Linked DNA regions of Homo sapiens: all the other regions are linked to region 1. A link is a contact called in ENCODE Hi-C or POLR2A ChIA-PET data. All regions are on one chromosome and are shown on one strand. The core of a region is the stretch at or near the end of the contact, and the rest is flanking DNA. Distances in the headings are between cores, read along the strand shown.

Evidence for each region. A loop is a pair of places that touch in the nucleus more often than their neighbours do. ChIA-PET counts read pairs that join two places held with the same protein, here RNA polymerase II (POLR2A). Pooled maps may share reads with other maps.
Region 2: a map of endothelial cell of umbilical vein shows a loop between it and region 1 (4-fold over the local background). The contact joins two enhancer-like sites. A Hi-C loop is called at or near these places in 2 of 168 maps with a recorded cell type or tissue (endothelial cell of umbilical vein and posterior cingulate gyrus) and 7 of 50 pooled maps.
Region 3: a pooled map shows a loop between it and region 1 (2.9-fold over the local background). The contact joins two enhancer-like sites. A Hi-C loop is called at or near these places in 1 of 168 maps with a recorded cell type or tissue (IMR-90), 5 of 37 single-sample maps with no recorded cell type and 12 of 50 pooled maps. POLR2A ChIA-PET finds 5 or more read pairs at or near these places in 1 of 52 experiments (OCI-LY7).

Annotation. Positions count from the first base shown.
Region 1 is chr3:28,914,927-28,918,425 of GRCh38, forward strand. No RefSeq gene overlaps it. Among named protein-coding and RNA genes, the nearest start is that of LINC00693, 340 kb to the left of the region's middle. Within about 2 kb of position 1,870, at least 19 of the 41 ENCODE cell types and tissues checked have a DNase peak (open chromatin) inside an H3K27ac peak, as active enhancers do.
Region 2 is chr3:28,665,869-28,669,571 of GRCh38, forward strand. All of the region lies in intron 2 of LINC00693 (long intergenic non-protein coding RNA 693), which reads left to right. Among named protein-coding and RNA genes, the nearest start is that of LINC00693, 92 kb to the left of the region's middle. RefSeq lists a silencer at 1,904-2,063. Within about 2 kb of position 1,968, at least 5 of the 41 ENCODE cell types and tissues checked have a DNase peak (open chromatin) inside an H3K27ac peak, as active enhancers do.
Region 3 is chr3:29,169,900-29,173,683 of GRCh38, forward strand. No RefSeq gene overlaps it. Among named protein-coding and RNA genes, the nearest start is that of RBMS3-AS3, 110 kb to the right of the region's middle. Within about 2 kb of position 1,677, at least 2 of the 41 ENCODE cell types and tissues checked have a DNase peak (open chromatin) inside an H3K27ac peak, as active enhancers do.

The DNA.
Region 1 (3,499 bases), core at 620-3,119:
TAGTAAACAAAACTATTTAGGGAAGTCTAAATGTATTTGGCTTGCTATTCTTTGACAAATCTTAGCTGAAATTGACATTAACCATGACATATATATGTTATCATGCTCTATCTCTATTTATGATTGTTGCTTTGCACTGCTGTCATTCTTCAGAAGTTTCTTTCTTTTGACTTTCCTTAGAATTAGCTTTAGCGATGAATGAAACTTCAAATTTGTACAGTTTAATATGCTTTTAAATAACTAGAGTAAGACTTTTATATTCTCATTTTAGGTATTATGCAGACTGTAAATGCAAATTTTTACAGCCTAGGTGTGTAGGCAATGGGCAAGTTTACAATCTGCATTAATACTATAATTTCAGCTACATTTATTAACACCTACCCTTTGTGGGACAGACTTATGATCACTTCATGTGCTTTATCTCATTTAATCTTTACAAAAATCCTCTCATATAGATAACACTCTCATGTTATCAAAGCTTTAGAGAATTTAAGTTATTTATCCATAGTGATTCAGAGCAAAAGCTTTATAGCACTGTACCTCATATTACTAGAGAGTAGAAAGATTTATTTTGAATATACAAGAATCTGCCATTCCATTCCACTTTTTCCCTTTTCCAACCCAGAATCAGATACCTTGAAAATTCCCTTTTATACTTTTCTTTTTTCCCCTACCAGCTACACATAAAAAACAAAACAAAACAAAAAAGGAAAACAAAAAATAAATTTCTGTAATCATTTCTTCTACCCATCCTATTAACAAGTTTTAGTCCTAAACATTTAGGACTGCTTCCAAAAGTTAAGTGGTTTTTTTTTTTTTTAATGTTCTACTTAGTTGAGGCTAAACTGTGCCATGTCCCAAACCATCATCCTTACAGTGTTCTTAAAATGTCTCCAAGTCTCACTTAAAACAATCAATCAACTGGGACCATTCATTGGAGTCCACAGTGGGTAGATCCCTGACCTAGTTCCCATGGAGAGTAACCAAAGAAAAGGAAGACTGCCAGCTCACTGAAACACAAAGAGACATAAGAACACATTCAGAGGGATACATGGAGCAGGGATGAATTAATCGAACGTTAGGGGGTCAACCAGCTTATCTGTTGTATTTCTATAGGACATTGACTACCATAGCTGAGTGTATTATTAAAACTTTTTCAATGCAAATATTATAAAAGGCATTCTGCAGTGAGAGCAGATTCCCTGACTTTGTATTCATCCTGTCCATGCAGGATTAGTCATTGATTTCAGCAACAAGGAGCACATACAGTATCTTTACCTGCTGCTGATTGCCTCACTTTCGTTCACCGCACAGACCATAGGAGGCAGCGACGTCACATAGTGGGATATGTTAATCCAACCAAGTCTCTAAATACACAGCCAAGCTTATTGAGACAGAGCTGTGACGTTCCTGGAACAATTTTTTAATCCTGTTTTGTTTATATGAGTGAATTTGCTTTCCTCGTGGATAAATCCTTTGAGAGCAACTCTCATTGGATGCCCTATTGGAAAGGGGCCAGCTTTGGTATCTAAATCCTTAGTTCTTTATTAGTTTGGGAACCATAAAAAATACTTTAGACAATGAAAACTTCTCTCTTTTTCCTCTCCATCTCTCTCCCTGCTTTTCTCCTTCAAGTATATGCACAATCATACTATTCCTCAATTAAAATGGAGTTTGGCGTAAATAAATAACTTCTAAAATCATAGAATGGGAAAAGTCCTCTCTATCCTAGAATTCTAGGGAGAATAATTATAAAAAAAATACTTTAGTACATGAGTACTCTGAATTTCAACTGAAATGTCTTTAGCTAGAAGTCCCATGCATGTTCAGAGAGACGATTATCTGCTTGGATATAGGGCTTGGCAGAAATCACTTTTCAGTTCAGACATGGGATGGCGACAGAGTCTCATTAGGCTAATTTTATTTACAGGGCAGCCTGGTTTCCTGTGCTGTGAGCTGGGTGCTTATTCAGCTGCCTTGGCTTCGGTGGGCTTGCCGCACAGCGTATTTTTGTTTCCGAACTATTTTGGCCCTGGAAGGATGTCTGGCCTCGTTTCACTTTCGGAACTCTGATGAAAGCCACAGAAGTTTCCAGGGAGCCTGAGCAGGCTACTTGTGGGGCCCTTCCTCCTACAGCGTAAATGGCTACTGGAGGGTGACTTATGATCTGGGAAGAGCCCCTGTATCTGGAGACTTTCACCTTTGCAGAGGAAAGAAATTCTCGCTATAGGTGGCATTGACCTCCCTGTTCTGCATCTTCAAGGCAGGACTTAAATCCCGGAGGGCCTTCGATCTGCTACTTTACTTATTAGTATGGGTAGATGTGGGGTCTTATTATACCCTCCTCTGCCAACGCAGGATACTGCGTGTTAGTACTTATTACAGAGGGTGTGAGAAAAACGGAACAAGAATCTCAATTTGACTTTGAGGGTGCTATTATTGTTTTTGCTCCACGTGTTCATTCAAATACTAATATACTCACACATTAACAGGGTACCTACACACATATTCTCTCATGTATGCATCACAACACATGGCTGAAGGAGGGAGAGATGGTGATGATATATGCCTATTTTAAAGAAGGCTCAGAGGGGCCAAGTAATTTATGCAGGTCACACAGCTCAGAGTGCTAGAGCTGGAGTTTAAACAGAAGTCTGACAAATGATCATTGATTACCTTTTTTGTGACTCAGAGAAATGGTCTTAGCCAAAATTAATATGTTTGTTATGTTAATCTTCAGAAATTATTAGTCACAATAAACATTGTTCACATTTTGAAAACAATTATAGAATCGCATTTGCTCAGATCACAAGATGATACTGATAATTGCCGAGAAATCAAATCATAACTAAATTTAAGTTTACATGTTAACAAGGAAAATTAAACATCCTTTCAAAATGTTTGCAGCAGATAAAGTTATATTTTATGTTAGGTGTAGCTGCATTGAATATGCTGTAAATGAAAGGGATTGAGTTCTGCTAACATAAAAGTCGGGGGGCTTACAAGCGTTGGTTGGTTCTGAAAGCTGATGCATTTTCACTTTAGGACTGTGCAAATGTACTTATTTATGCATATATAGCCATGAAGTGTAACCAGGGCTAGTCCCAAACTAACTCAGACCATCAGCTCCCTTTACCAAGCCCATGCTATCTCTGAGTGTATTAAGGGCTTTGCTTATGTTATGTTGTAATTACTCATCACTAACAAATAGCTTGTAAGGTACCATTTGCCTGATGAAGACATGCAGAACCAGAAAGTAAGACATTATTTTAGAAACAGAGAAATGACTTGGAGCGTAGGCCTAACTCAAAAGCCCATGCTTGTCACCTAAATCTCCCAGAGATAGAGCCCCAGGCATTTAGCAAGATCTCTTGCTCCTAAAAGCTGCCTCCATGTGCCTTCCAACCCTAGAGCTTCTTAAGTATTGCAATTACCGGGAAGTAAGGGAGATCAGAACCTTCTACTCTCATTCCACATTCCTAAAGTTGACAAACTCAGA
Region 2 (3,703 bases), core at 718-3,217, 250 kb before region 1:
CTTCCCTTCATTGCCCACAGTGGCACACGACTCACTATTTTACTCCCTCAAGTTCCATTCTAAATTCAGCTCTTCTAAAACTGTTCCAGCTGGGGTCGCAGACAAATCCATGGGACGATATGTAGTCTTCGTCTGTCCCAATTTTTGTGTAGCATGAAAACTCTTGACACCACACACTACAAACTACATTTCATGGGAGGCTCTTTTTCTCTTGTTTTTGAACCATGATCCTATTTTACTTCTCTTCCTACCTTCTGTTAAGTCTCTCTCCCACATTATTCCTTCTCTGCCTATCTTGTGTTTTCCCAGGTTTCATACTTAGAAGCTCTCCTTAGCAATCTTGTACTTTGTTGTGGATTCCAAGACTGTCTACTGAACTGAAGAATGTCTCTGAATGTAGCAGAAGTAATACTCACCAGCTCTCCCTCTGAATTACTCCTCTATTTGACTCTTCATCATCCTCTTCTTCATTCTCATGACATTTCAATACCTAATATATACTGAACACTTGTTATCAAGCAGGTTCAGTGCTGAGAGCTTTTGAAAGTAGAAGAGCACTTTTAAAAGATTGAAAATTATTTTCAACTTTAAAAAATCAAAAAAAATTTACCAAGTAAATACGTTCAGGTAAGCAGCATCCACATCAGAAAATAACATTGCCAGCATTTTAGGGGCTTCTTTAATGCTTTAATGCTCCCTTCCTGGTTACTAACCCTCTACCCAGTGATAATCATCCGGACTTTTTTTTTCAAGATGGAGTTTTGCTCTTACTGCCCAGGCTGGAGTGCAATGGCATGTTCTCGGCTCACTGCAACCTCCGCCTCCCAGGTTCGAGCAATTCTCATGCCTCAGCCTCCCAAATAGCTGGGATTACAGGTGCCCGCCATCACGCCCAGCTAATTTTTTGTATTTTTAGTAGAGACAGGGTTTCATCATGTTGATTAGACTGGTCTCAAACTCCTGACCTCAGGTGATCCACCCGCCTCAGCCTCCCAAAGTGCTGGGATTACAGGCATGAGCCACCGTGCCTGGCCAGTCATCCAGACTTTTTAACATTTATTAGTTTAGCCTGTGTCTGTGTGTTATTTAAATGGAGTCATACAATATGTAGTATTTGGTATCTGGCCTCTTTGCTCAATTTTATGTCTGTAAGATTTGTCTATCTTTTTATGTGTAGTTGTTGATTGCTCATGCCCATTACTGTGTAGTGTCCCATTGTATGAATAACTACAATTTATGTATCTATTTTTCTGTTGCTGGAAATGTTGCTTATTTTTAGTTTATTATTATCACAAGCAGGACTATTAGGAAATTTTCATATATATATATATATGTACCATTCAGCACCCATAATACACGTTTCTATTGCGTATAATCTTAAGAGTGAAACTGCTAGGTCATAGAACATACATATGTTCAAAAATTGTACTCTCAGTTTATATTCGCACTACCAGTATATGAGAGTTCTTGTCCATGTAGCATATATTCTAATTTTCAAAATGGTTCTGTGACATAGTTACAGTTTTATTGTCGTTTTTCATTTTAATAAAATCCGAGTCTTAGACAAGATAAAAGACCAATGTCATGTACTATTAGTTTATACCCCAATGCAGTCTGACCCCAGAGCCTGTATAGTTTAGTAAAGTGTCCAAGGGAGAGAATACAGTCGTGAGTTCTTAGTTTCCCTTTCTGGTTGGGTCAGTGAAGTCCCTTCCTCACCCCTCTTTTCTGTTTATCTCTACAGACAGAAACTAAAAACAATGGCTACAGGCCGCTAAAAGCCTAAAACAAAACAAAACAGAACAACAACAACAAAATAAGTTGGCTTAGACAAGCTTGCAAACCACTATCCTTTCTTATGCCTCTAGGTTAAGGATGTTATCATATACAGGTGTCCTCTACTTGGTAACTTTCACAGCTCATTTCCATAAAGCCAAATGCCAGCCCAGTGTATGTCACCTCCTACTGTGGCCAACAGATGGCGCTAATGGTGGTTTGAAACTTGTCACTTGGGGCTTTTGAGCACATGAGCTCAGACATAGCCTCTTAGAACTAGTCTTTCTCTATAATGGTCTGAGCTGACCTGAGAGCCAGAAACTTTAGGATCATTTCTCTCTCCCACCCCACCTAGTTAAATCCCAAATCCCATTCATCTTAATCAGAAATAATTCCTGAATATGTACCCCTCTCCATTCTCTCCTTCCTCTGTGTGTGCTCTCCTCCTGTCCCTTTTTTTAGCACTCATCACAGGTGGCTATTTATGTATCTGCATTGCCCTGCTATGCTGTGAACTCCTCAGGGCAGAGACTGGGTCATATTCATTCTGTGTCCCCGGTGTCTGACAGTGCCTGGCACAAAGAAGGTGCTCACGTTGGGGACTGAATAAAGTTCCCCTGGCAGAAACCCAAAAGGTTCAAAATGACTGTTCTTTCCTGTAGTCACAGAAGCTCACAGGGCATTTGACTTGCCCTGTATGCTCTGAATGGTCTGGTATCGTACTCTGACCTATGGGAGATCAGGGCTTATTATCACACAGGCTTCTGGCCAACAGTGTGGCTTATTTGTACATTCCATCTCTCTTCTTCCAGAAGATGAAAGACAGGACATGATACAAGCTACGAGATCATTTTTTTAAAGAAAAATGGGTGGTTGTCATAGCATTTCTGGTGTCAGACTGCAGATATGATCAAGCTGTCCATTTACCCTGGTTCAAATTGAATTGCTGGTAATTAAGAATGGGGAATGGGGTTAGGTCCATCTGAGATCAGACAGCAGAACCATTAAGGACAGATAAATCCCTTTATGAGAAATAAAGAGACTCCTGGTTATTAGACTGTATGTTTGTGGGCTAGGTGTTTGTTTTTAATCACAAAGTTTTGTACACTTGGAAGAGGTTAGGTAAAAACATTAAGCAGATTAACATTTTACAAATATTTTCTTTCCCTGACCGTCCTTTTCTACCTCCTTCCCACAGTTACAACTTTTCAATGTTAGTGCTGATATTCTCTCTCTCTAGTATATCACTGTGTTGGGTTAGGAGCCAGACTGCTTGGGTTCAGCTCTTGGTGCCACCCCTCCTATTTATGTGATCTTGGGCAAATTAACCTCTCTGAGCCCCAGATTTCTCATTAGTAAAGTGAGTTTACTATTATAATATTACCTTCCTCATAGGGGTGTAATGGGGATTAAATGAGTTTTAATACATCTAAAACTCTTAGAATAGTGCCAGCCCATATTAAGTGCACTTGGTAAATATTGGCTTTTTTTTTTAAATCACACCAGACATAGCTGTTTTATGAAAGCATTTCCACAGTAACCATGAGCAAGTTCATTTATTATTATGTTTCATGTTGTGGTAGCTTGTATTATTAGGGTGAAAAATGGCCAAATGTAAATGAACTTATATTTAAACTATTTTTTTCTCACCAATTTTGCTGGATAATTTCTATACTCGTTACATAATATGAGCAGAATCCTATACTCTCTACACATGCCACCATAATTTCTTATGTTTATATTGCATCTTAAAGTTTATAAGTGACTTTCACTTATAAAATCTCATTTGAAACTCTAAGAAAGCCTTGCAAGATGGACAGGGCTTTTCAAATATTCATTCCTATGTTATTTAAGAGATAAGAAAGCTGTGTCTTTCTGTAGTTAAGGGAATTTTGCAAGATCTCAAGGATAGTAAATGACAGAGCTG
Region 3 (3,784 bases), core at 427-2,926, 250 kb after region 1:
GCAGTTACTCTGGGGCTGTGGGACTGTCCTCCAGGGATGTTCTGTATGACTTTATCTTCCACACACTCACGCAGGAGCACTAGTGTGCTTGGGTTCATTGAATGTGCACTGAGCCAGAAATGAGCTGTAGAGTAACTTTTAGGAGGGAAAAGGAAAATGAGTATTAGAATCAATTACTCAAATGTAAAGAAATTAGCCTATGCTACTTTTTTTTTCATTTAGAAAGAGAGGAAGGAAGGAACAAAGAAAGAAATGGAGGATGGAAGAGAGTGATGGAAGGAAGGAGGGAGGGAGGAAAATTGAGAGAGAGGAAGGGGGGGAAGGGAAGGAAGTAGAAAAGGAGAGGAGACAAGGCTTTCACAAATTTCTGTCCGTAAACAAGGTTATATGTTTATATTGTTTTAAGAATAAAAAATAATAGTAGCTTTTAAATTCAATAATAGTTATTAACATCATGTAATGAGTACAAGAAACTCTATTATATGCTTTATTAACTTATTTAATCCCAATGACAATCTTAGAAGGTGGGTTCTATTATTAGTCCAATTCTACAGATAAAGAAAGGGAGGCACAGGAAGGGTACAGGAGTTTATCAAAATTAGAGAGCTGGGGGTAAGCAGCATTATGCTGATCACAGCAGTCAGCCCCCAGAACCTGCGCTCTGAACAACTTTTCTCTACTGTTCTCTTTTTCAACATGCTTTTATGGAATATTATCTATGTACCAGATACTTTCACATACCTCATTTTATTTTAACTTCCACAGTAACCCAATGAGCCAGGGATTTTCAGATGAGGGGAGGGTGCAGAGTTTTGGAGTGACTTACTCAGGATCATTAAGTAGAAATGGGCATGGTTAAAATTCGTGTCTAGGCTTTAAGTCTAACACCTACCTATCCTTTCCCAGCTAAAGCAACTGGCAGAATTTGAAATTGCCTCTCCATTCACATTCATGCCAGAAACCCTTGTTCTAATCTCTGAAGAACTCTGAGTCGTTGTAATAATTAGTATTTAATAGTAGACAGAGCTTCTTCTTATTGTGTCCTAATAGAGGTTTCCTAGTCACTGAGTGGCAATTCCCAATTTTTAGGAGACAGTATATGAGGAGTCAAAGCAGATCAGGAGATTCCCTGGTCCTAGCAGATGTAAGTAGGAGGGGTCACCTGGTATAACCTTGCTGGTCTAGGGACAGTCTTCAGTGGGAGCTCTGGAAGCACAGCATGGCTGGCAAGAGCCCTAAAACATGTCTTCTAGAGCACAAAAAATGTTCTATCACATTCCACCCTTTGAAGTTTTGAAGCTTGACAATAACAATAAAATTAAGTGCCAGAAAGCACCATGTTTTATGATTATTTGATAAAAAGGGCCTCTGATAAGCAAAGCTCACTCAGATACTTTATGTTTACAAGTCATAAAACAAGTGATGTTGGAAAAATAAAGACAATCCCCATGTCAAGGGAGTAACAATAACAATAACAAAAAAGCCTGACTTTCCTCAGAGAAGCAAATCTACGGAGACCAAGCTAGAGACTCATCTTTGAGGAATGTTACAAAAGATAATGTCAAAGAAGAGAAGATATATTTTCTCTTCCTCCGGGGTGACAGGGTATGAGAAGAACTTAAAAGTTTCTACCCATTTCCTTGTGCAGCCTCCTTCCTTTTGAATGCCATGATTTAGATCCCTTTATAAGGATTTATTTGAAAGAAGCTTCTTATACCATAAGGGCAGTTTGTCTCTCTCTTTTTTAGGCCTTTGTAAATGAACAAAGTAACCACTTGTCCCACACAGGGTGCAAAGAGAGGTTTGGTATGGGTTTTACTGTCCATTCAGGCTCTGTATTCAGCAAGTTGTAAGTGAAATCTTTAGAAACCACATAGTGGGAATCCTTTGCTTGGGGCACGGGGTGGGGAGGTAACTTTGAAAAACCTATTGAAACTCTGAGAGCTGTTGGGTAGAAACTGTTCTTTTTAGACTTCCTCACAGGCAGTACGGGAAATAAACACACACAGGAAGTCGTTTAGCCTCTCCGTGAACTTTATGTTGACATTTGCTTACCAAAAAGTCCATTGTGGGTACTTAAAAAAAAATGCATGCACATGTGTGTGTATCAGTACACACACACACACAACACACAACACACACATATACACACACGTATGTAAACATTTTTTAATTCTCCCAAATCATGATGTTCATAATGAATACTGCTAAAATAAAACCAACAATGGGGAAAAAAAAACACAAAAAATATAGGTGTAGAAACCTATAACACTATGTTTTTGGAGTAGAAGCTACATATACATGATATATTTCTAAACAAATATTTAAGAATCTGCTGCATGGCCTTTCTCACATATTCTTTGCAGTGTTTTATAATAACTTCTTGACTTACAATGTCATTATTTATGTATAATGTTTGGTTCAGGCTTTTTATCTTTACTTATGTGATTATGGCTTTAGAACTGAAACGACGTTAAAATCTTCAATGGAGGGTCACTGAATCCTTAATGTGAAGTGGAAATGCTGATTTGAAAGCCAAAGATGAAGGACAATAAATGCATTTTACAGTGGAAAATGAAAAGACATAAACAAAAGGGAAGATTACCAGTGTCTAAAAAGTAACCACTGGCGGGGCGCGGTGCACTTTGGGAGGCCGAGGTGGGCGGATCACCAGGTCAGGAGATCGAGACCATCCTGGTTAACACGGTGAAACCCTGTCTCTACTAAAAGTACAAAAAATTAGCCGGGCGTGGTGGCAGGCACCTGTAGTCCCAGCTACTTGGGAGGCTGAGGCAGGAGAATGGCATGAACCTGGGAGGCAGAGCTTGCATTGAGTCGAGATAGCGCCGCTGGACTCCAGCCTGGGCAGCAGAGCAAGACTCCATCTCAAAAAAAAAAAAAAAAAAAGTAACCATTTGGTTGTTAGGAATATAAATTATTCAAGCTAGCGAAGACAAAGCGGGAGTCACTGGAATGATACACAGGATTCCTATGAAACATGTGACACATCTTATCAGAACCAGAAAGTCCTTGGTTTCTCTCTCTGAGCCACATGGTCCTTCAGCTCTGCTTCTTTCTGTGCATCTGCTCCTTCCATTTTGCCTAGTCAGTGGTCATTTAATTGCAATTTCTACTCAAGATCTTCTAGGCAGAAAAGAATAACTTAATATTTGGATAAAGGAATGCCTTATGGAGCTCAGAATCAGTAGTGGATCCAGGTATTGCAAGAAACTGGAGCCAAAAACTAAGAAGCCATCCAGAACTGAAACATTTCTTTCACTACCTTTGAATAAAATCTTCTCTTATCTCTATTATGGTCTATACTTTTTCTTTCTCCCTCTCCCCGTCTCAGACCCCTGCCTCTCTCACTCCTGCTCTCTGTTATCCCTTCCCAGACAGACTTTTTTTGTCTGTGGCTTCATTCACACAACTAAATCCCAGTTTTTCCTTGACATCACTTCTTAATTCGAATTCCCTATAGAGATTTATAATTCATCACATGATATTTCTGTATTTCCAGAAAAGACATCTGATTGGTTCAGTCTTGTTCAGGCCACTACCTGGTTCACTCAGACTCAAGTTGGGGAAGTCACCTGGAATAACCATGTTTGTATTAAAATGTGCTTCAGCGGGAGCTGTAAGAGGACTAGCTGGACTGCAAAGGCTGCAGAAACATGTCTGCTACAATAATTATTATAGGATACTCTGGTCTACTAGTATATGTAGTATACTCCAAATATTTTAATAGTACTTACCAGAAAGGGCATAAATTCTCCTTAAGACT